2 separate regions of the Homo sapiens genome follow, and region 2 is linked to region 1. A link is an interaction called in ENCODE POLR2A ChIA-PET data of the cell type or tissue named here. Cell type or tissue: GM12878. All regions are shown on one strand. Each heading gives the region's core, and the rest is flanking DNA. Links, peaks and the distances in the headings are about the cores only.

Region 1 (12,963 bases), core at 5,308-7,807:
GTGTGAACTCTGTTCACTGCACATATGTCTCACATGTCATTAGAAAATACCAAGACAAGCTGGGCACGGTGGCTCATGCCTGTGATCCCAGCACTTTGGGAGGTTGAGGCAGGAGGATCACTTGATATTGGGAGTTCAAGACCAGTCTGGGCAACACAGCGAGACCTCATCTCTCTATAAAAAATTTAAAAATTAGCTCTGGTGGCACACACCTGTAGTCCCTGCTACTTGGGAGCCTGAAGCAGGAGGATCATTTGAGCTTGGGAGGTTGAGGCTGCAGTGAGCTATAATCACACCACTGCACTCCAGCCTGGGCTTGAGAGCGAGACCCCTTCTCTAAAAAAGAGAGTAAAGAAAAGATCAAAACAGAAGATGGAACAAGAAAGTGAAGGCTACCAAATATCTCCTGGCTTATTTTGCTGCAAATATTAATAATGATACTTTTTATTCTTGTTTTGAAATGGAGTTTCGCTCTTGTTGCCCAGGCTGGAGTGCAATGGTGTGATCTTGGCTCACCGCAACCTCTGCCTTCAGGGGTTCAAGTGATTCTTCTGCCTCAGCCTCCCGAGTAGCTGGGATTACAGGGGCCTGCCACCATGCCTGGCTAATTTTTTGTATTTGTTTTTTAGTAGAGACGGGGTTTCACCATGTTGGCCAGGGCTGGTCTCTTCAACTCCCAAACTCAGGTGACCCACCGGCCTTGGCCTCCCAAAGTGCTTGAGCTTATAGGTGTGAGCCACCGCACCAGGCCCACAGTTTTTTCCTGTCATCGGCAGATGTGTCCCAGTTGATACCTAAGTGCATAGAAAGCCGTGGGAAATTGGGAACAGCATTCTTTTGCGGCTACCTCTGGCTTATATTATGTCCTGAGAATATAGTAGGTCCATGTTATGATGTTCAGTCAAATGTTTGAATTTTATGTATCCATAAGTGCTTGTTGAATAATAGCATTTATTGAATGCTGTCAGTATGCTTAAGCACTTTTTATGTGTTATTTAATCTTTACAACAATCTTGTTATAAAGTATTACTATGCCTTTCTTACATGTAAATTTACTGAGGCTTAGAGAAATGAAATAACATTGCCCTGGGTTATAAAGCTAGTAAGTGCATCACAAGAATGGGAATTTGATTACATCTTTCCATTCTGTTTACGTTATAGACATTGTCACTGAAAATTTTGAGTATTAGAAAACCCCACTGACAGTGACAAATAAAGGATTTATCACACAGAACAAGATATCCAGCAGTACACAGTCCAGGCCTGGTATAGCAAGCACTTAATTATGTTATCAGAGGCCCTGGGTCTTTTTTTTTTTTTTTTTTTTTTTGACCCCAACGTGATATGAGGTCTTTTAATCTTGCTGCTGTACCATGCTCATTGTGTGACTGTGTCCTCATTATTATGTTTGCAAGATGGCTGCTGCATCTCTGAGCACTGCATCAGTTCCTAAGAAGGTGGAATGGTGAAATGTCTCAAACTTTCTTGGAAGCCCCATTAGGTGACTTGTGTTTCTGTCTCATTGGCTACAACTGAGTTACGTGGCCACCCCTTGCTGCAGTGAATCTAGGAAAGTGAGTAGTATTGATGACTTTTCTGGTATTGTTTTGGATCTTTTCGTTTCTTCAAGTGTACCATCAAAAATCCTGGTATTCTGGCCAGACACAGTGGCTTACGCCTATAAGCCCAGGATTTTGGGAGGCCAAGTCAGGCAAATCACTTGAGGTCAGGAGTTCGAGACCAGCCGGGCATGATGATGCTCACCTGTAGTCCCAGCTACTCGGGAGGCTGAAGCAAGATAATTGCTTGAACCTGGGAGGTTGCAGTGAGCAGAGATCACACTGCTGTACTCCAGCCTGGGCAACAGAGTGAGACTCTGTCTCAAAAATAATAATAATAATAAATTCTAGTATTCAGAAGTGTGTGACGGCAAAGGCCAAGCATCCTGGGCTGTACACAGTGAGGGAGCTTTTTTAAGTTGGGGGCATTGTAGTCAGATTGTGCTTTAAAGGCATACTCCGATGGCTGTGTGGTAGATTGGGTTGAGGAGTGACCAAATGGAAGCAAGGAGAGACTGTTGAGGAGACTTTTGCAATGGTCTAAGTGAGATTTTAGGGGTCTGAACTAGGAGGAAACTTTTTATAGGAATGAAGAGGAGACTGAAGATTCCAAAAATATATAGGACATCAAGTGGGTAGGACTCAGTGGTTGATTGATTGTGGAGACAATGAGAGAGTGAAGAGTCAAAGATGATGGCTCAGGTTTCTTGCAGAAAAAAAAATGGTGCCACCAACAGAGACCAAAAAAGAGTAGAGAAGAAAGTTTAAGTTGGTTACCTTTTTAGATGCAATGAGTCCTGAGGTATCTGGGTTTCCTTCAGGTGCAGATCTTTAGCCACTAACTGGGAAAAGACAGATTTGTTATATGTTAATAAATATATTTTCCTTAATAATTTCCCTTGAGATTTTATTTGCTTTTTGTTGTCCAGAAGTTTCCAACATTTGTGTAGTCAGTGCTGTTCATCTTCATTTATATTTCTGGCTTTAGTTCATAGAGCATTTCTTTTCCCCAAATGATAGAAGTATTTACCACATTTGTTAGCCTTAAATATTGTATTCATCAGGATTTTATTTTGATGAGTAGGATTAAGTAGGTAAAGAAAACGGAAGAGCATTTTCAGTTGTTAGAATATGATTAACATGACTTATGTTTCCAAGGTGTGGCATAAAATATGAAATACTGAATTTTTCTTTTAAAAGTACCTCTGACTTTTTTTTATATATATACTTTTAAGTTTTAGGGTACGTGTACACAATGTGCAGATTAGTTACATATGTATACATGTGACATGCTGGTGCGCTGCAGCCACTAACTCGTCATCTAGCATTAGGTATATCTCCCAATGCTATCCCTCCCCCCTCCCCCCACCCCACAACAGTCCCCAGAGTGTGATGTTCCCCTTCCTGTGTCCATGTGTTCTCATTGTTCAATTCCCACCTATGAGTGAGAATATGCAGTGTTTGGTTTTTTGTTCTTGGCGATAGTTTACTGAGAATGATGATTTCCAGTTTCATCCATGTCCCTACAAAGGACATGAACTCATCCTTTTTTATGGCTGCATAGTATAAATCATGCTGCTATAAAGACACATGCACACGTATGTTTATTGTGGCACTGTTCACAATAGCAAAGACTTGGAACCAACCCAGATGTCCAACAATGATAGACTGGATTAAGAAAATCTGACTTTTTTTTTAATGGTGTTGATGTTTCAGAAATACTCTGCTGTTTGTTTCTGTCGGAATAAAAAAGGCTGGACAAGGTGGCTTGCACCTGTAATCCCAGCACTTTGGGAGGCCAAGACGGGAGGATCTCTTGAGGCCAGGAGTTTGAGACCAGCCTGGTCAACATAGCAAGACCCAGTCTCTACAAAAACTAAAAAAAAAAATTAACCAGGTGCAGTGGTGCGTGCCTGTAGTCCCAGCTGCTTGGGAGGCTGAGGCAGGAGAATTGCTGTAATGGGGTTAAGCCTATGATTTTCAGGTTGTGGTGAGCTATGATTCCACCACTGCACTTGTACTCCAGCCTGAGTAACAGAGCGGGATGCTGTTTCTTTTTTTTTTTCTTTTTTTTTCTTTTCCTTTTTTTTTGAGACAGGCTGGAGTGCAATGGCGCAATCTCGGCTCACTGCAACCTTCACCTCCTGGGTTTTAAGCTATTCTGCCTCAGCCTCCCAAGTAGCTGGGATTACAAACATGCGCCACAACATCCAGCTAATTTCTGTATTTTTAGTAGAGATGCGGTTTCACCATGTTGGTCAGGCTGGTGTCGAACTCCTGACCTCAAGTGATCTGCCCGCCTCGGCCTCCCAAAGTGCTGAGATTACAGGCGTGAGCCACTGCGCCCGGCCACTGTTTCAGGAAAAAAAAAAAAAAAACAAAACCCAAATATTGTATTTTTTTTATAAATCAAAATTAAAATAGGTATTTCATGTATTCTGACAGCAGGAGGATGCATTAGCACAACAGGCCTTTGAAGAGGCTCGGAGAAGGACACGCGAATTTGAAGATAGAGACAGGTCTCATCGGGAGGAAATGGAGGTGAGAGTTTCACAGCTGCTGGCAGTAACTGGTTAGTACTTTCCCCCAAACTCTCAGGCTGTGTTTGTGATGTTTGTGCATAATGCTTTTTAATAGTTTAATTTTGTCTTTCATTTTTAAAAAGTTGTACTCTCTGGCTTTGTGTTTATTAAATGTAATTGCTATAAAGAAATTTATTTTAATTTTAAAGTTGTACATCAATTCCTCATTCATTGGTCTTCATAAAAATCATTTACTATAATAAGGTATATTTTCTCTTAATTCATTTACTCAAAATCTCACCTCTTTTTTTCTTATTTTTCAAATTATTTGTAAAAATCAGCTTATGTTAACAGATTGCATATTTTTAGAACATTATTAAAACTCGAGTAATACTACTTTCCATTTTTCTATGAATATTTGTCTTGGTTTTATAACTATAATTGTCAGTCATTTGTGTGATTTTAACTAAAGGAAAATTTAATATTCAAACTATTCAAAGAACGGAATTAAACTTTTTCTTTTAACCTTTCTATTGTAAAATACAGAAACAGAAATCAACATTAACAAATCTGTAGCTTCCTTTGCTGGTTTACTTAGGATACATTTTTTAAAATAATAATAAATAAAAAAATCTATAGCCCAATGAATTACTGTAAGGTTAACATCCTTACAACCACGGTTTGGTCAAAAAATAAAACTTTGAGCCTGAGCAACTCTGTCTCTACAAAAAGTAAGAAAATTAGCTGGGTTTGGTGGCACATGCCTGTAGCTTTAGTCACTTGGTAGGCCAAGGTAGGAGAATCACTTGAGCCCTGGAGTTTGAGGTTACAGTGAGCAGTGATTGTGCCACTGTATTCCAGCCTGGATGACAGAGTGAGATCCTGCCTTTAGGAAATAAATAAATAATACATAAATAAACCTTTGACAGCTACCCCAGCAGCCCCTTCCATATATACATCTAATCATGACTTTCTCATGATTTCTGCTCAAAAGTAATCATTATTTTGATTTTTTTTTTTTTTTGAGATGGAGTCTTGCTCTGTCGCCCAGGCTGGAGTACAGTAGCGTGATCTCGGCTCACTGCAGCCTCTGCCTCCCAGGTTCAAGTGATTCTCCTGCCTCAGCATCCTGAGTAGCTGGGATTACAGGCGCACACCACCATGGCCGGCTAATTTTTGTATTTTTAGTATAGGCAGGGTTTCACCATGTTGGTCAGGCTGGTCTCGGACTCCTGACCTCATGATCCACCCACCTCAACCTCCCAAAGTGCTTGGATTGATTACAGGCGTGAGCCACTGCGTCTGGCCCATTATTTCAGTTTTTATAGTTAATTTATGTCTTGTGTTTCTTTAGTTTTAGCACCCATTGAAGTTTAGTCTTGCCCAGTTTTAAAATTTGAGCTTTTTTCCCCCCACTTTTTTAAATCTACCATGTTGGTTTCTGAATTTTGATGTGTCTTTTAATTGACAATGGAATTTTAATTTTTTTACACAAAATTGTACTCTGCTTTAAACAGACCTCAATTATAAAAATTAATATTCAAAGTATATACAAATTGTTCAGAAATACAGATTTTCTTTAAAAATTATATTCTAGGGCCAGATGCTATGGCTCACACTTGTAATCCCAGCACTTTGGGAGGCTGAGGTGGGAGGATTGCTTGAGGCTGGGAATTTTAGACCATCTTGGGCAAAATAGCAAGCCCCCATCTCTGCAAAAAATAAAAAATTAGCCAGCATGGTGGCACATGCCTGTTGTCCTAGCTACTCAGGAGGCTGAAGCAGGGGGATAGCTTGAGCCTAGGCGCTTAAGGCTGCAGGAGCTATGATCGTGCCACTGTACTCCAGCCTGGATGACAGAGCAGGACCCTACCTCAAAAAAAAAAAAAAAAAAAAAAAAGTATATTCTAGCAAAAATAATCAAGATAAGAACTAATGTGTTTGAAAAAGAGTGTTGTCAAATGTTACTGTATATCATGCTTCAAGTTTATAAACTTTGTATCAACATGAACATTTCATACAAGAAGAAATAGAAAAAGCACACATTCATCTTTGATAATCAAAACACATTAAAATATAATTATAATATATCAACTAAACAGAACCATTTCCAGGTGTTAAAAATCAGTATTAGGTACCTAAGATTGTTAAATTCATGTCCTATATACTTTTGGAATCTACAGACAGTAGAATAGTGGTTGCCGGGGAAATGGGGGTTAGTTATTTAAAGAGTATAGAGTTTCAGTTTTGCAAGATGAAGAGAGTTCTAGTTGGTTGCACAACAGTGTGAATGTACTTAACACTACTGAGTGTATGCTTTAAAAATGGCTAAGATGGTAAGTTTTATGATATGTGTATTTCACCACTTTTTTTAAGTTTTTAAGTCAATGTTACATAATGAAGAAAATTTGTGGTTTTTTTCCAAGCACAAAATTATATGTACACTATTGTTTAAATTAAGGTGTGTGTGCATACGTGTGTGTGTGTGTGCGTGCATGGGTGCAGACAGTGGCTAAGAGCCCAGACTCTACAGCCAGACAGAAGTCTGAATCTGGCTCTGTCATTTACTTTGTCAGCTTGGACAGCTTACTTCACTTTTCTATGACTGAGTTTCCTCATCTACAAAATAGGAGTAATAATCCTGCCTGTCTCATATGGTCATTGTGAGGATTAAATGAGTAAATACATGTGAAACCACTTTTAGCGTATGTGCCACTGACTAGGTGTCAGGTGCTATTATTATTGTTAATATTATTTAAAGTATTACATAAAATTTCTAGTTGTGTTAAAATATATTTACTTAGAATACATTTAAAAATCAAGCCTATTTGGTGGTTAGTGTATGAAATAAATTGTGTGTGTGTGTGTGTGTCTCTGTGTGTGTCTCTGTGTGTGTGTGTGATGGAGTCTCATTCTGTCGCCCAGGCTGGAGTGCAGTGGCACAATGTCGGCTCACCGCAACCTCTGCCTCCCGGGTTCAAGCGATTCTCCTGCCTCAGTCTTCTGAGTAGCTGGGATTACAGGTTCCTGCCAGCACGCCCGGCAAATTTTTGTATTTTTAGTAGACACGAGGTTTCACCATGTTGGTCAGGCTGGTCTCAAACACCTGACCTCGGGTGATCTACCTGCCTCAGCCTCCCAAAGTGCTGGGATTACAGGAGTGAGCCACCGTGCCCAGACTTGAAATAAAATTTAATATCTTTTTTTTGGGTGGGGGTGGGGGGAGATGGGGTCTCACTCTGTTGCCCAGGCAGAAGTGCAGTGGTGTGAACATGATTCACTGTAGCCTCAACCTCGTGGGCTCAAGCAGTTCTCCCTCCTTGACCTCCCAAAGTGCTGGGATTACAGATGTGAACCACTGCACCCAGCCTAAAATTTAGTATCTTTTTTTTTTTTTTTTTTTTTTGAGACGGAGTCTCGCTCTGTCGCCCAGGCTGGAGTGCAGTGGCGCATTCTCAGCTCACTGCAAGCTCCGCCTCCCTGGTTCAAGCCATTCTTCTGCCTCAGCCTCCCGAGTAGCTGGGACCACAGGCGCCCGCCACCATGCCCGGCTAATTTTTTGTATTTTTTAGTAGAGACGGGGTTTCACCGTGTTAGCCAGGATGGTCTCGATCTCCTGACCTCGTGATCTGCCCGCCTTGGCCTCCCAAAGAGCTGGGATTACAGGCTTGAGCCACTGTGCCCGGCTTAAAATTTAGTATCTTTTAGTGATTGCTAGATCTCTTTGTCAGTGAGTTAATTAATCTAATGGGCTGATAGCAGCTGAGGATGTCCCCAAGAATACTTGTTAGCTAAGAGAAGAAAATGGAGGGATATATGTGATACTTGTTTTCTTTGATGCTGTTGTAATTCTTGTGATTTTCATATATGTGAATACAAGACTTCCACACCATGCCCTTTCTTTCGGTATCTGTAAAATTTAGAAGCTTTAAAATGTATAATGTACATTTGTTACATTTCTGAACCTTTTTGCTCATGCTCTTTGTTCCCTGATGTAGAATGTTCTTTTCTGTCCGTCAAGGCCCAACCTGAATGTTGTCATTAAATGTCAGGCCTTTCCTCAGTCTTCTTAGTCATAATCATAAAGCCCTTCCATTCTGTAGCACTTTTTATTTCTACTAGTGTTCTTATTGAACAACATGTTGAAACAATTATAAACATTTGTGCCCTCCACTTTATGGCAATCCCATGAGATGGAGCCCCTGATTTTTGTGTCTTCCACATTACCTACCACAATCCTTTGTACACTGCTTAGTTGTTCATTGGATATCTTCAAAAAACAGCCCCTATCCTGCCTGTCTGAAAACTAGAATTATAGGAGAGCCTGCTATGATAGTTCATGTAGATAATACATATTAATGGTCTCTGGAAAGATTCTAAATATTTATAATGTGTTGGTTTATATTAACTAGTTAAGTAAAGTAATAAACCCCAAGTGTGTTGGTCTGTATTCTGCATTAGGGACTGAGAAATATATAGATGAAAATGCATTGTTTCTGTCTTTGATCAGCTGTCAGTCTTGTGGGAAAATGATGGATAAACAGATCATTGCAGTGTACTTTAGCAACCACCATACATAATGGAGGTTCAAAAGGGACAGCAGCAGTGTAGAGGAAGCTTAAGTCTGCCTCTGCTTGGGAAATTCACAGGGTAGTATACTTAGAGGGATTTGAAGGAAGAGTGTGTTTTGCCAGCTGTTCAAGTTGGAGAAAGCATTCTGGGCAGGACAAACAGTGTATGCAAAGGCATGGAGGAGTAAGGAGGAGTAAGAGAGCCTGCCAAGTCAAGAGAGTGTGATTGGTCAGTATTTCTGGAGCAAGCTAACATGGCTTTAAATGAATATAGGAATCATTTTCTAAAAAGTGCTCTTCAGCTACATTATATTTGGAGATTAACTATTTGACAATTAATGGAACAACTGTTGAAAGCTTTTGTATGTATTTTGCTTTACATAAAACTCTAGATTAATTGACTAAGAATTTTCTATTCTAAATTGTGGTGGCTCACACCTTTAATCTCAGCACCTTGGGAGGCTGAGGGAGGATTGCTTGAGCCCAGGAGTTCAAGACCAGCCTGGGCAACACAGCAAGACTTTGTCTCTACAAAAAATTTAAAAACTAGCTAGGCATGGTAGCATGTGCCTGTGTTCCCAGCTACTTGGGAGGCTAGGTGGGAGGATCGCTTGAGCCCAGGAGGTCAAGGCTGTAGTGAACTATGATTGTGACACTGCACTCCAGCCTGGGCAACAGAGCAAGACCCTGTCTCCCTGACCCCACAAAAAGAAATAAATACATTGTTAATTTGATTTTTCTAATTTAAAATGTTGGAAGAATATTTTGGTATGTGAGTTTATATGTATATATGAACAGAAATATAGTCTGTTGATAGAAGTGTCACATAATTTGTTGCTCAGATAGATTGTTTCTACTTGTTTTTTTGTCAGTGATTGAGAGCATGGGCTTTGTAGTCAGGCCTAGTTGAGATTCCTGCTCCGTCACTTGCCTCAAGAGCCCTAATTTTCTCACAGAATTTGAGTATTAAATGGGAAAATGCTTGTAAAGCACTTAGTATGATGCTTGGTATGTGTATGCCTACAGTAAATAATAGCTCTGAAGTACTTCTTTTTAGCACTAAAAGCTCCACCATAATGCTGGTTCCAGTTAATTGAATTATTTGGCTAACAAGAACATCCTTTTAGTTCTCTGAAGTGTATCAAGGCACTTTCCCTACATTATGACCTAGAGCATAGAGAAAAGAGTTATATTTTCATCAATGATTTAAGATCCTGTAGTCCCTTATGGCAGTAATTTAAAACATCAGTTCTTGTAGAGAACTGTCATCTGGAAAATTGGGCTGGAATCTGACTCCAGCACATGCACTGGCAATCACATAGGGGAGTTTGGGGTTTGTGTGTCTTTTGGCACTTAGCGTGTATATATTTTGCTTCTTTGTCTTTTTTTTCCATCCATAAAAAATTCCTAATGTCACCTTATTTTCTTGCAGTTTACCTTCTTTTTCCTAAAAAGAGAATATTGGAGAAAAATGTTGTTTCCCCTCTGTGATTCAGATTATCTTTAGAGATTCAAACATCATCTAATCTAACATTATTACAGTTGATAAAACTGAGAGTCTCCAAAAAATTAATTGACTTGCTCTCCCTCAAATATTTGGTTAATGGAAGAAACAGTGAGTATTTAAACCAGTTTCCTAACCAGGAGGCCTGCACAAATACAGCTTAGCGCTGGGAAATTAATTTCCACACCACCCGTAAAGATGCTTAAGCTGAAAAATAAAATCTGCCAGGAGAGATTAAGAACCGTTTTGCCTGGAATAGAAAAGGCTGAGGCAGAAAAGAAAAATAATGGTTCTAGTGGGTGGTCCTGATGCCTGACTGGAGAGGAGGGCCAGAGAACAGTGGTAACTCATGGGTGGCAGCAAGTCAGTAAACGGCCTGTGGAAGCTTGAGATCCTAGCAGCACAGAGGTTTAGGGATGTCCTCCACTGTTTGGATAACTTCTGAGGCCTCCAGCCCTGCCATGCTAAACTTGTAACAGTGGTGCTCGTGAGTATTTAATCTATGTGTAAGGTTAAGATTACTAAGGGGGGAAGCAGAACTCCAAGTGGTTGGTGGCCCAAGGGGTTTTGATTTTCAACAGTGTCTTTTAACCTGAAACTAGTTATAAAATTCCTTGAGCATTCTTCCATTTCACCATGTGTAAAATTTAGAAAGTTTTCGATCCTTCATGATAGGATTTAGTGTTTTCTTTTTCTCATTTTTCTGGAACAGCCTATTTCAGTAGTACAATATTTTCTTTACCTTTCAGAGGTAATGGCAGATTATCATTAACTTGAAATGAGAAACTATAGTGAAATGAAGAAGCATTGTTTATGTTAGTAACCTTTACCAAATACTCTTGTCATTGATATACATTAAAATGATATACATAAGGTACACAGTACTGTGTATAATATCTTACTCTCTGGGTATTTTTCCTACTCTGTGGGTAATTTTTGTTTAAATGTGCATAGTCATTCTCTAGTAGAATATCTAAGAAACTGGAACTAGAAACTATGGGGGAGAACCAGGTACCTGGGGGACAAAATAAGCAAATTATTATTTTTCACTGTGTATCTTCTGTACCTTATGAATTTTGTATCATTAATTATTTAGAAAAAAATAAAATTTGCTTTCAGTATTACACAGAATAATGAAAACAGAAGATTCTAGACCTTGCTATCTCTATTCTCTGGCATATAGGCTGTTTTTTATGTGAAACCCTTCCTCCATTTGAAATTGTATACAGAGCCCCACTGTATAAAACAGTTTTTTTAAAAGGCACTGCTCTGGGCAAAGCCAGGGTAGGGATTGTTCTGGTCTCCCTCTGGTGTCCCTGGGGGTGTTTTTACGGAACCCAGTGGGTGGCAGAACATAATGAGGACTCTGGATGTAGTGGAATGAGCACAAGGTTTTGCATCCCGGCTCCACTACTTGTTGCCATATAGCATTGAGAAAGTTGCTTATTCTCATTGAGCCTCATCAGTAAAAACTCCCTCCCAGGTTGTTGCAGAGCTCAGTATCTGAGGCTTAGAATGGGGACTCAGTGGAAGCCAGTTTCTTTACCCCTTCTTTCTGTGTACTTGGCTCACAATATATCTGGAGTGGCAGGAAAACAGTAAAAGTAGTCATATCCTAACTTTAGACTATGAAAGTCGAAGATACTATTTTGCCAAGCCATTTTAGATTCTGGTGTTTTTTGTTTGGTTGGTTGGTTTGGTTTTTTAAAACAACCAGTAAAGGATTTTGGACTTTTCTTGGCTCTGTTGGAGGCTACCAGTTACTGTGGGGATTGAGTAGTGACTAGAAGTGGGTATGAAGAGAACTTCCCATGTTCTGGTAATGTTAGTTCTTGACCTGGGTGCTAGTTAGGTGGGTGTGTTCGCTTTGTGAAAATTCTTCATTACATACTTAACAATTTGGGCACTATTCTGTACTTGTATAAAAAGAAGGCTTTTAAAAATAAAAAATAATCACAGACGTTACTTTTGTGAAATGCTCTCCATTGGCATCTGTTGCTATATAGAAGCATCCTAGCACCTTTTCTGTCTGAGAATCCTTCCTTGATCTGAAAATGTTGACATGTTTCCCATGACCTTTCTTTTTGGGGTATATATGTCTATAACTAATTCAAATGTCTTTTGTGAAGGAAGATGGAGGTTAATAAAGGACAGATTTCATGCTCTGATCATAGTTGAGTTAGAAAGATAGCAACTTGTACACTAGTCTCTGTTTCCAGAGACTGCCTTCAACTTGATTGGCCTTTTGACCTAAAACTGTAATATAGCACTCTTGGCTTTTAACTCAGCTCCAAGGTGACAGGGTGCTTAAAGATATTTTCTCTATTATCTTAAAAATGCCTACATTTGGTTAGATTATAAAGTGGCAGCAAATAAATGGTTGTCTTTAATGTCAGAGAATGGGTAAATTATTGTTTATCCTACTATGAGCAATTTTAATACAATTCAAATCATAGAATTTTATGTGGAAACTATTTGGAAATAAAAACAGGCAAAAAGTTTTATGTGGTTTTTGTATTTGTATTTTGCATAGTTTTGGGGCCTTCAATTCTGTGTGGTCCAAGAAAAAAATCTCAGCCTCTATTTATTTTAAATTTCCGAAGACTTCAGTTTTCAAATTATTTAACTCTACCAATATTCTTTCTTGTGTATGGATAAATCAGCATGAGAATATGTCTGTGCTAGGCCTTCCTGGGTTGTGTTTTGGGTAATGGCAGTAGATGAGAATGAACTGGGAGTATGAACTCAGACTGAGAATGAGAATCGGAAGAAGATTAATGAAGGAGGAAAAGGATACGAAATCTGAC
Region 2 (6,807 bases), core at 1-2,500, 150 kb after region 1:
GGACTGCTCTTGGTCACTGACTGCACCAGAAGGTCCATGATCTCATCTGATGTATCACTGGGTAAACTGGAGCCTGGGGGTTCTTCTGGGGATGCAGTGGAGGGCCCCACTGTGGGCATGATTGGGGAGCTGCTCTGGACCATGCCTGAGGAAGGCCAGATAGCAAAGTCAGGCCAAGGTGGCACTGGAGCCCATTCCCCACAGCTGCTATGGGCCTCACCTCTGCTGCGGCGATTGTGTGTGGTGTCCTCAGGCCTGCTGGTCAGCAGACTCTTCATACTAGCATGACTGTCAGCATCTCCCCGGCCTGGCCCGCTGCTCACTGCTACTGGGACAGAGGGGTTGCTGGGGGCTTCCCCAGCCACACCTGAGAACTTCTCTGTCTGGAGAAAGAAGAAGGGTGAGCTGGGAGGAGCGAAGGAAACCAAGGAGGTGGCAGTCAAGACTAAGACCTGGAAGGGCACCCACCTCGGTGATCATGCGTCCCCGGGTCTTGTTGCGCTCACGGTATGTGGCCTGCTTCTGCTGCTGCTGTAGCACTCGTTCCCGGCAAGTCCGATACTCAAGCGCAAATTCCCGCAGCGTGTGGCAGAACTGCATGATGCGCACTTCACGGGCCGCCTGCGGGGTGTAGCCCAGGTAGAGCAGGAAGGCATGGAACCTAGGCAGGTCAGAGTAGGGAGGGACAGTAAGTCCTGCTTATTGTCTGAGGGAGGGTGGTGGCCGTCCTGCCTCTCTTGGGTCCATGCCCCTACCTATTGCAGACACGGCGGTGCACTATCCTTAGCATGGCAACACGGCGGGCACACTGGTCCAGGAAGTGGGTGAGGCGGGCACGCAGGGCTGGGGCCAGCTCATGCTTGGCCAAGCTCCGCAGGCTCTCCTCGGCTGCCCGGCTCCGGCGCTCCAGCTGCCCCAGGTTCTCAGTCAGCTGTTCAAAGTCCACCTGAGAAAGCAAGGGGGTGCACATACTGTCCCCCCACACCCTGTAGACAAGACATGGCCCGAGGCTGCTTCTGGGCCAGAGTGGCCAGCTTGGGCCCTAAGGACACAGACATCCAAATCTCATAGACTAGTGCAAGAGACACAAGTCCATCTGATGTGAATGGGGAGCAGAAGGTTTACTGGGGGAAGTGGCAGTTAAACAGACCCAAAGACTGAGTAGGTGTGGCCAGGCCAATAGAGGAAAGAGCATTTCTGGCAGAGGGCATAGCTCACACCCAGGTGGCTGGAGCAAGCCCTGGCACAGCAGCCCAAATGGGGAGAAGGGGGAGGAGCCAGGCCCAGGAAGCAGCGCTCCTCATGCCTTGTCCGGCCTTGGTTGATTCTGGCAGGTGCTAACCTTGGCACAGCGGGTCAGGGCAGGGATTTCTGAATAGAGGTCAGAGGACTCAGGCCGGGTCTGGAGCACTAGGGAGCAGAGATGGTGTAGCAGTGACTGTCGACGCACCGTGTCCTTCACCTCTGACACCTTCTCCAGGTAGCTCAGCTCAAAGCCGCTGCTCTGAAAGGACCCTTTCTGAGCCTGGGCCTGGTTGGCTCCAGAACCCTGACTCCCCCTAGTCCCCATGTACTCTCACTCACCTGGGAGCCATTGAGGAAGTTGCCCACCGCTAGGAGGGTAGCCAGGATGCAGCGGAAGGTGGCATTCTGTACCAGCTGTTCCATACCCACTTTCAGGTCAAACAGTGGCTCAGCAATTTCCTGGTATGGGAGACCAGGGACTCTCAGACTACATGGTCATGATGCTTACCTGTCCCTACTGACTGTCCCACTCCAAGACCCAGGTACCCGCTCCATGCTGTCATAGTCCAGCTTGAAGGCCCAGAGTTGTAGACGAGCAGCGAGGCCGCCAATGGAGGCAAGAGTCATCAGGAAGTTCTCGGCTGGGCCCAGGGGTATGTCAGGGTTGGCCAGCTGGGCTTCCTCAATCTTCTGCCGCTCTTCCTCCGTGGGCATCATGGTCAGTAGCTTCTGAGGATGTAGCCAGAGCCTGACATGGCCCCCTCAATGCAGGCCTGAGGCCTGAGGCATTGGTCTTGACCCCTCAGTCATCTAGGGGAGGCCCCAGTGTCTGGGGACTGCCCTGCAGAAATGCCAAGCCCATGCCCACCACCAGAGGGACAGGAAATGCCCACCTACCAAAGGAGAAGGCCAGACCTCCCCCCAACACCCATAGCTGGGTGACCTCACCTCAATGCCATCCTTGCTGACAGCAAACTCATCAAAGTTGAGCAGAGCAGCCTTAATGACATGCACAGGTGGCAGTGTGGTTAGGCCGATGTTGATGGCGTTGCTGCGCTTGGGGTCCAGCACTGTGGTCATTGTCCGGCGGCCCTCTCCAGCTTTCTGCATGGTTGGGGGAAGGGCAGTGTAAGACTGAGGAAGGGGGCCTGACGCGGTGGCTCACGCCTGTAATCCCAGCACTTTGGGAGGCCAAGGCGGGTGGACCACGAGGTCAGGAGATCGAGACCATCCTGGCTAACATGGTGAAACCCCATCTCTACTAAAAATACAAAAAAAATTAGCTGGGCGTGGTGGCGGGCACCTGTAGTCCCAGCTACTCGGGAGGCTGAGGCAGGAGAATGGCGTGAACCCGGGAGGCGGAGCTTGCAGTGAGCTGAGATCACACCATTGCACTACATCCTGGGTGACTGAGCAAGACTCTGTCTCAAAAAAAAAAAAAAAAAAAAAAAGACTGAGGAAGGGACTAGCTGGGACAGCAACCTCAGAGGGCACTCCAAGGCCCTCCTCTAGATTGCCAAATGATCCCACAACTGACAAACTGGCAACCTGGAATGTGTAAGTCATGGGGATGAGCTTAGATTCTTTTGAGACAGGGCCTGGCTCTACCATCTAGGCTGGAGTGCAGTGGTGCCATCATCGCCCACTGCAGCTTATCTTCTGGGATTTTCCTGCCTCAGCCTCCCAAGTAGCTGGGATTACAGGCGTGTACCACCATACCCAACTATTTTTTTTTTTAACATTTTTTTTTCCGCCTCCCAGGTTCAAGCAATTCTTTTGCCTCAGCCTCCCAAGTAGCTGGTATTGCAGGCATGAGCCACCACGCCCAGCTCATTTTCATATTTTTAGTAGAGACGGGGTTTCACCATGTTGGCCAGGCTGGTCTCAAACTCCTGGCCTCAAGTAATCTGCCTGCCTTGGCCTCCCAAAGTGCTGGGATTACAGGGGTGAGCCACCATGCCCGGCTAATTTTTTTTTTAACATTTATTTATTTTTATTTATTTAGTTATTTTTGAGACGAAGTCTTGCTCTTGTCCCCCAGGCTGGAGTGCAATGGTGCGATCTCGACTCACTGCAACCTCTACCTCCCGGGTTCAAGTGATTCTCCTGCCTCAGCCTCCCGAGTAGCTGGGATTACAGGTGCCCGCCACCACGCTTGGCTAATTTTGTGTTTTTAGTAGAGACGGGGTTTTGCTAATTTGACCAGGCTGGTCTCGAACTCCTGACCTCAAATGATCCACCTGCCTCGGCCTCCCAAGGTCCTGGGATTACAGGCATGAGCCACTACACCCAGACCAACTTTTAGTAGAGATAATGTCTCACTATGTTGCACAGGCTGGTCTCAAACTCTTGGATTACAGGTGTGAGCCACCATGCCCGGCCACATTTAGATTCTAGTTGGGGCACTGCTGATCCCTTGTTAGGAGACCTTGGACAATTTCCTACTCCTTTCTTTGCCTTGGTTTCCCCATGTGGGAAGTGAGTGACTAGCTCCAACAGGTCAGATCCTTAAGCTCTGATTCCCTCCTGCCTCCCTTGGGGCTACCTTGCAGATGAGTGGATTTACCTTGGAGGGCAGCACCTCTTTGGCACGAGACTCAAAGAGGTGTTCCAGTCGGGCCGTGTCCACTGAGACAGGGTCCAGTGAAGCCCAGAGGGTGGCGCAGGGCCCAAAGCGGCTTGCAGAGACTCCATGGCCCCCAGCCAGCTTCAGCTCACGCCAGAAAAGTTTTACTGTCTTCCTCTTAGTGGGGAGGGCTGAGCTGTCAGGCACTGAATGGGGAAGAGGGGCAGCCAGAGGTAGAGGTGGAGGTGGTGGGAAGGGGCCTTTGATGGGTGGGGGAGGTGGAAGTGGGGGAGGGGGGGGTACTCCCGAGAGCAGGGGCAGTGGGGGTGAGGGAGCTGGGATGTCTTTCCCAGCCTCCACAGACTCTACATTCAGCATGTCCTGGTCTTCATCCTCCCCTAGATCTGAAAAGTCCAGGTCCCCAATAGAGAGCCTGGGTGCACGGGTAGGGAGCTCCCAGATGGGCTCAGCCTTGGGGCTTGCTGGTATCAGTGGCTCCTTGGGCTCTGGTGCAAGGCTTCGCTGGGCCCGGAGCAGGACACAGGGGGCAGGGCTCTGGGGTGTTCTGGCTGCAGGGGCTGTCTCTGGGGAGTCCCAGAGTTGCCGGGCATCTAAAGAAAGGGAAGGAGCTGTCAGTGCCATGCCCCCTGTGGGGCAACAAAGCAACAGGCAGGCTCTGCCTGCTCACCCACCTACTCACCTGGGTGTCCACCCGCCTCATTGGGCATGGCCCCGGCAAGTGTCTCTGCCCGGCCCTGGGCCAGCGCAACCTGCTTCTCTGTTTCTGCTGCCGCCACATTCTCCAGGAACCGGGCTCTGAGGGAAGGTGCTTGTCACTGACAGCGTCTGACACACCCCAGCCCAGGTGTACATGCCTTGCTGAGCCCCTGGACACCACCCCCAATTGCAGGCACGCACAGACACACAGGGAACAGTCCATGCGCTGAGCAGACCAGAACCACACCCCCCCCAAGGCCAGCCCCTCTTCAGTCCTCCACATCTGGGGAGGATTACTACCAACCCAGCATTCCCAGGTGAAAACACAGGGAGAGGATCTACTTAACATCTAACTTGCAACCTCGTTCATGTTCACTGTCCTGGTTTTTTTTTGGTTGGTTTTTTTTTTAGAGACAGGGTCTCACTCTGTCAGTCACCCAGGCTGGAGTACAGTGGTGTGATCATAGCTCACTGCAGCCTCACTCTCCTGGGCTTGACCCTCAGCCTCCCAAGTAGCTGGGACTACAGACATGTGCCACCACGTCCAGCTGATTTTTTAATTTTTTTGAGGAGACAGGGTCTCACTGTGTTGTTCAGGCTGGCCTTGAATTCCTGGCCTCAAGCAGTCCTCCCACCTCAGCCTCCTGAAGTGCTGAGATTACAGGTGTGAATGATGCACCCAGCCAAATTTTAAAAAATTTCTTTGTAGAGATGAGGTCTTACTGTGTTGCCCAGGCTGGTGTCTTGAGTCTAGACAAGGACTCTTAGAGCAGGGGAAGGGGATAGCTGTCCCAATGGGCATATCAGGCTGTCCCTCCCTTGGCATGTCTGGTAGCTTCTGGGAGCCTATGCCCAGGAAAGGGCCTGGTAAACAGGCCAGGTGCGGTGGCTCACGCTTGTAATCCCAGCACTTTGGGAGGCAGAGGTGGGTGGATTACTTGAAGTCAGGAGTTCGAGACCAGCCTGGCCAACATGGTGAAACCCTGTCTCTACTAAAAATACAAAAATTACCCAGGTATCCTGGTGCAGGCCTATAATCCCAGCTACTTGGGAGGCTGAGGCAGGAGAATTGCTTGAACCTGGGAGGCAGAGGTTGCAGTGTGCTGAGATCACACCACTGCACTCCAGCCTTGGAGACCGAGCAAGACTCTGTCTCAAAAAAAAAAAAAACAAAAAAAAAACGGATGTGGTAAACAGTGGACCCTCAGTTTATGCTGAAATAATGGGTGCAATCCAGTGTTTCTTTTCTGGCCCCTCCAGCCTCTGTCAGCTCTCAGTCCCTGCCTTTCCCTCAGCCTTAGGTTACCCCTCCACCCCCACACCACACACCACACAGCACCCTAGGTCCCCTCCCTGCTCGCTTCTGAGCTGAAGACTTGGCAGAATGAGCCCCAGGTTGGGTGTCCACATCCCCATCTCTGGCTGCTAAGGTGTTGCTATTGAAGCACAGGGACCACTGTGACCCCAGTGAATTGGTTCCCAGTGCTTAGCCTTTGGGTTACCGAGGAGGCATATGTCTGGGAGAGGATAGGCCTGAGTCCCCCAGCTTTGGTTGCATCAGGCACGTGAAACCCCTGCTGGGGGAAGCAATGCTGAAGCCCTGAGCACATGGCAGGCCTGGCAGGCCGGCCTCTGTACTTACTCCAGCCTGGCCTGCCCAGGAGGGGACTGGGGGACGGGTGGGCTCTCAGGGGCCCTGGGTAGGGGGGATGAGAGGAAGAGATGGTAACTGTGGTGTCAGCTCCATGGTTGCTCATACCCACACAGAGCTAGGCAGTGATATTGGGGTTCCTTCCCAGCCGCAGTGGGAAGTGGGGGAAGGTATGACACGAGGAAACTGGAAGTGGAGGGGAGAGACTGACGTGGAGCAGGACAGGGTGCTGGAAGAGACAGAGGCAGCAGAACAAGGGAGTGACAGATAGTGGGCGGGAGACATGACAAGAGGCAAAGACAGGCAGAACGTCGGAGGAGACAAAGGAAACCACAGGAGGAGGAGATCCAGTCAGAGCCGAACCCCACCCGCTGGCAGTCACTTACCAAACGGAAGCAGTTTGGTGAAGTCTGGAAAGAGAGAGAGAGAAAGCACGCGTTTGGGCAGAGGAGGCTGAGTGCCCATGGAGGGGCGCAAAGCGGAGGGACAATGGGAGAGAGGACTCCAGGGTGGCCTCTGTCTCCCTACTTACTTGTAGATGCTCCTCTCGCTGGAGGTGTCAGCTGAGGGTGCCACAGAGATGGTAGGAAAAAGGTTCACTGAAGCTTGGAGACCGGAGGGAGGGCCC

Evidence for each region. Peaks named below come from ENCODE experiments on the same cell type or tissue, not always from the same donor. Only the 100,000 strongest peaks of a DNase experiment are listed, where the experiment ranks them.
Region 2: POLR2A ChIA-PET joins it to region 1 with 11 read pairs; 2 of 35 experiments call an interaction of 5 or more read pairs at or near these places.

Annotation. Positions count from the first base shown.
Region 1 is chr16:67,078,209-67,091,171 of GRCh38, forward strand. CBFB (core-binding factor subunit beta) reads left to right here. Exons shown (of 6, transcript NM_022845.3): 5 at 4,005-4,100. Among named protein-coding and RNA genes, the nearest start is that of PHAF1, 25 kb to the right of the region's middle. In GM12878, for the core only: no CTCF peak of the experiment used is centred there; a DNase peak (open chromatin) is centred at 6,332.
Region 2 is chr16:67,229,846-67,236,652 of GRCh38, forward strand. It overlaps FHOD1 (formin homology 2 domain containing 1), which reads right to left. Exons shown (of 22, transcript NM_013241.3): 11 at 6,712-6,807; 12 at 4,512-4,627; 13 at 3,812-4,422; 14 at 2,194-2,349; 15 at 1,792-1,974; 16 at 1,585-1,704; 17 at 1,343-1,504; 18 at 756-946; 19 at 469-661; 20 at 221-383; 21 at 1-145. Among named protein-coding and RNA genes, the nearest start is that of TMEM208, 6.1 kb to the left of the region's middle. RefSeq lists enhancers at 1,511-2,012, 2,013-2,512 and a silencer at 6,761-6,807. In GM12878, for the core only: no CTCF peak of the experiment used is centred there; no DNase peak of the experiment used is centred there.